Linked DNA regions of Homo sapiens: region 1 is linked to region 2. A link is a loop called in an ENCODE intact Hi-C map of the cell type or tissue named here. Cell type or tissue: psoas muscle. All regions are shown on one strand.

Region 1 (2,500 bases), 270 kb after region 2:
TGGTCAGAACACAGCTTAGTTTTATACATTTTAAGGAGATGTGAGACATCAATCAATATACAAAAGAAGTACATTGGTTCTGTCTAGAAAGGTGGGGATAACTCGAAGCAGGGAGAGGGCTTCCAGGTCACATGTAGGTGGAGAGAAAAATGGTTGCATTCTTTTGAGTTTCTGATGAAACTTTCCAAAGGAGGCAAACAGAATATGTGTGTATCTCAGTGAGCAAAGGGATGATTTTGAATAGAATGGGAGGCAGATTTGCCCTGTGCAGTTCCCAGCTAGAATTTTTCCTTTAGCTTAGTGATTTTGGGGGCCCAAGATATTTTCCTTTCACAATATTAAACACATTACAATTTAAGAAGCCTTGCAAATTTTTTGAACTAAAACTTTTTTCTGCTCTGCATATGTTTTGCCACCATCAGTTGTAACACAATTTAATAGATTTCCACTTCTGGTTGTACTGAACTAGTGTTTTCTCAACTTCTTTGAAAATATTTTCACCTGTAATTGTTTCATGCAGACTATTCATAGAGGCTAATTTACTTACTTCATATTCATCATTGAATTGTTGAATAAAAAACAGCTGAACAGTACTGGTAACACACATTCATCAAGAGCAAGGAAATCCACTTCAGATCATTGCTTTTTTTTTTTTTTTTTTTTTGAGATGGAGTGTCACTCACTCTATCACCCAAGCTGGAGTGCAATCGCAGGATCTCAGCTCACTGCAACTTCCACCTCCCGGGTTCAAGTGATTCTCCTGCCTCAGGCTCCTGAGTAGCTGGGATTACAGGTGACCACCACCATGCCCGGCTAATTTTTGTATTTTTAGTAGAGACGTGGTTTCACCATGTTGGCCAGGCTGGTCTTGCACTCCTGACCTCAAGTGATCCACCCGTCTCAGCCTCCCAAAGTGCTGGGATTACAGGTGCCTTCTCTTTTAACAGACTATTGCATTGCTCTTGGGGAAATGAAATAATCCTGCCGCAAAAAGATTCCTCCCTGTCAATATAGATGAGTGAGAGAATGTAATTTCTTATTGAGTAAGCAATAACAGATTACATGCATGTAAGGTAGCCTGAAAATGACTACAAGGTTAAGACAAAATTGCACATAACTTATACAGCAAAGCAGAAGAAAGAACAATATCTCCTCAAGGGACAAAGGACTGTGCCTCCTGAAAAATCTCCTGTGCGTCCAGCAAGAGACCCTTGTTTACATATCTAGAGGTCATTTGGCACACAACCTTGGAGTTACATCCGTATTGTAAAAACTGGAGTCTAGGCTTAATCCCTAGAGAGATTCCAAATATTAGAGTAAGGACCCAAATTTATTTTGTATCCAAGGAGTAACTCTAAGAACTCTAAGAGAGGAGTCTGGGTGCAGTGGCTCAGGCCTGTAATCCCAACACTTTGGGAGGCTGATCCCAGGAGTTTGAGACCAGCCCTGGGCAACATGGTGAGACCCCATCTCTACAAATTTTTTTTTTTTTTTTTTTTGAGACCAAGTCTTGGTCTGTCGCCCAGGCTGGAGTGCGATGGTGCGATCGCAGCTCAAGGCAACCTCCGCCTCCTGGGTTCAAGTGATTCCCCTGCTTCAGCCTCCCAAGTAGCTGGGATTACAGGCACGCACCATCATGCCCAGCTAATTTTTGTATTTTTAGTAGAGATGGGGTTTCACCATGTTGGCCAGGCTGGTCTCAACCCCCTGATTTCAAGTGATCCACCTGCCTTGGCCTCCCAAAGTGCTGGGATTACGGGCACAAGCCACTGCACCCAGCCAAAAAATAAATATATATATTTTTAATTAGCTGGGCTTAGTGGCACAGGGCTATCATCCCAGCTATTCAGGAAGCCGAGCCAAGTGGATCCCTTGAGCCTGGGAGGTTGAGTCTGCTGCAGTGAACCATGATTGTGCCACTGCACTCCAGTCTGGGTGACAGAGCAGGACCCTGACTCAAAAAAAAAAAAAAGAAAAAGAAAGGAAGAAAGAAAAGGAGAAAAAAATGAAAGGAGAGAGAGGAAATGGTTTATTTGCCCTTTATAAATGGAGAAAATAACTTTTATTTATCCTTACACTCCCAATGTCCTCAGCTCTACAAGCAACTGTTATCACCAAAAGGCAAATTGTCTTAAGCAAGCTTATTTTCCTTGGACACACTTTTTTGGCTGCTACAATCAATAATGTAGTCCAGGCGCGGTGGCTCACGCCTGTAATCCCAGCACTTTGGGAGGCCGAGGCGGGCGGATCATGAGGTCAGGAGATCAAGACCATGGTGAAACCCCGTCTCTACTAAAAAAAATACAAAAAAATTAGCTGGGCGCGGTGGCAGGTGCCTGTAGTCCCAGCTACTCTGGAGGCTGAGGCAGGAGAATGGCGTGAACCCAGGAGGCGGAGTTTGCAGTGAGCCGAGATTGCACCACTGCACCCCAGCTTGGGTGACAGAGCAAGACTCCGTCTCAAAAAAAAAAAAAAATCAATAATGTATTTGGGGCTAGTT
Region 2 (2,500 bases):
ATTGCTGGGAGACCTGGCCTGAACCCGGTGCAGCCAAAGCCCCTGACTTACTCCATCCTTCTTATCTCGTTCCAGGGCCCCACGCAGGAATTCCAGGGATACATCCTCATTCTCATCCAGCCATTGTAGCACGAACTGCTCAAACCACCTGCAGCCACAGCAGGAGAACAGGGGCTTAGAACTAGCGGTGGGAATACGCCACTTCCTGACAGCTCCACCAGACTGGGGTCCTCGGGATGGCAGGGCACAGTTTAACACTTTTCTTTGTCTACGGTGGTACCTGAACAGGCAGTCCCCGAGACTGGCTTGCTGAAATGAATTGGGGATACTAGCCCTGCCCACCCAGAGGGCTCCCTTCCCTCTGTAGTGCCCACATGATGACTCACGCTGGGTACTCAGGCACCTGCCCCTGGAGGACAGGCAGATCCCGCACGTATTCATTGTGGAGCCACTTCACCTTGAAGTGCAGGTTCATGTAGTCAGCACTTTTACACAGGTGGTCTTTCTCATGCTCTAGTGGTAGGGAGAAAGGTTGGGTCAGGTCCCAGCAGTAGAGGCCATGGTTCCTGAGCCTTCCCAAGGCAGCAGATCTGGTCAGGCAGCTCCATCAGATGTCTTAGGACAAGGGTGACTCCCAACCTCCTTCTCACAGCCATCTCTCCCCAACAGTGTTCTGCTCAGCAACTCTCCACAAGCTTGGCCCAAATCTTCCTCTAGAAAGACTAAGCCAGACTCCCAGATAAAGCCTGCAGTCTTTTTGCTCTAGCGTTTGGAAGTGGTCTTTTTGTTCTAGCATCTGGCCTCTGGTGTAGAAGAGGAGAAAGGGCCATGGGTGCTGATGCTGATTAGTAGGGAGACTGCCCATGACTGTAGAGGACAATGGTTTTCCAGGGCCTTTCTGATCACAGTAGCTGAGTCATCCTTCAGACAGGCTTAAAGGCAGAGATGAGCAGGTGTACATGGCATGAATGGGTCAGTGACAACTACAGAGACAGGGAAAATCAAACTGGGCCCAAGTTGACAGAGCAGTTGGGCAGCCATGGTGTAATGGAATCTTGAGGCAAACTGAAGGGCTCCAGGGCAGAGCTGAGACATTGAAAAAATGAATTCTCAGGGAAGTATGCAAATATGAATAGTCAGTTTGGAAACTATGGAAACACAGCCAGATGAAAGGACATATCATGCTGCAGAAAATGGGGCACTTACTACGAATTTGAAAAGTCATCTTGCTGAATCTCCAGAGCCTTCTGGAAAATCTAAGACAAAGATAACTCACAATTTGCTCAGAGTCTGGAGCACTGGCCACACCCATAGGTTCTCTTCATCTACCCGCTTCATAGTTGAAGCACTAATTTGAATAATAAAAATCAATTGTATGCTGACACATCAACATAATGGTAAAAGCAAGCAAATGTGGGAGAGGACTAAGCAGCAGAGAAGAGAAGGCCACTGTCCTTGGGGACTTTGTTGCTCAACTTTGAGTTGCCATGGGTGATGCTCCTCCAAGTCAAGGCGGAACATCCAGGCTGGGGCAGCTGGCCCTTGTGAACTAGTGTAGCAGACACTGAAGGAGGAAATGGAAGCCCGGGATTCTGCCTCAAAGGGCTTCAAGTCCCAGGAATTTCATTCCCTGGCACTGCAGGCAGCACTGTCTCAACCTAAAGTTGCATTTGCAGTCTCTTCTATGAAGCAGTGAGCAGGAGAAGAGGGAAAAGGTGTAAGACTAGAGGCAAAAGGACAACTAAATGTTCTTACCACCCAGAAAGAGGACTTTTCGTATATGAATGACAGTGGTTGCTTGTGACAGAGCAGACACCAATGAGCAACAAAGAGAGTGAAAAAATCAGGGACATCAGAGAGACCCTCAGGGACATCAAAAGAGAGCCCCTCTCCTCCACCCCCATCCCCTGCTGTTCTGGAACCAGTCTAAGAACCTAGAAACATCAGGAGGGCCCTCCTCCTTCCTTTTCAAGCAGGACTGCCCATCACTCCATAACTCCCTAACTCTTTCTTTTAGGGACCTTCAAGTTACTGTTTCTACATATAATTTTCACTTTCTCTGTCAATTTATTATCTGCACTCTGGCCCCTATCCCTAATTTCTGTATTAACTTCTCTGGTATAAAAACTAACTGACAAGTTCTGAAACACCGGTCACACTTTAAACTATTCTAACAAGTCCCATGGAGTCATGCTCCAGTAAAGTTGTTTGAGGTGGGGTAATCTGTCAGAAAGGCCAATCCATAACCTCCTGCCCCTGACTTCCACCTAACTCCCTCCTTTCCTCCTGGAGAGCTCTTCCAACCTCATGATTTCAACTACCCAGTTTGCTGGTATCTCCCCCTAATCTCTCTTTGGTTCTGGTAACGTCTATATAAACTTCTTATTTTTTTTGAGATGGAGTCTCGCTCTGTCACCCAGGGTGGAGTGCAGTGGTGCTATCTCTGCTCACTGCAACCTCTGCCTCCTGGGTTCAAGCAATTCTCCTGCCTCAGGCTCCT

The links. A loop is a pair of places that touch in the nucleus more often than their neighbours do. Peaks named below come from ENCODE experiments on the same cell type or tissue, not always from the same donor. Only the 100,000 strongest peaks of a DNase experiment are listed, where the experiment ranks them.
Region 1: it touches region 2 in a loop (2.8-fold over the local background); 28 of 110 quality-filtered maps call a loop at or near these places.

The regions. Positions count from the first base shown.
Region 1 is chr9:35,123,920-35,126,419 of GRCh38, reverse strand. No RefSeq gene overlaps it. Among named protein-coding and RNA genes, the nearest start is that of ATOSB, 9.3 kb to the right of the region's middle. In psoas muscle, no CTCF peak of the experiment used is centred here; no DNase peak of the experiment used is centred here.
Region 2 is chr9:35,394,489-35,396,988 of GRCh38, reverse strand. It overlaps UNC13B (unc-13 homolog B), which reads right to left. Exons shown (of 40, transcript NM_001371189.2): 27 at 387-513; 28 at 52-148. Among named protein-coding and RNA genes, the nearest start is that of RUSC2, 94 kb to the left of the region's middle. In psoas muscle, no CTCF peak of the experiment used is centred here; a DNase peak (open chromatin) is centred at 1,508.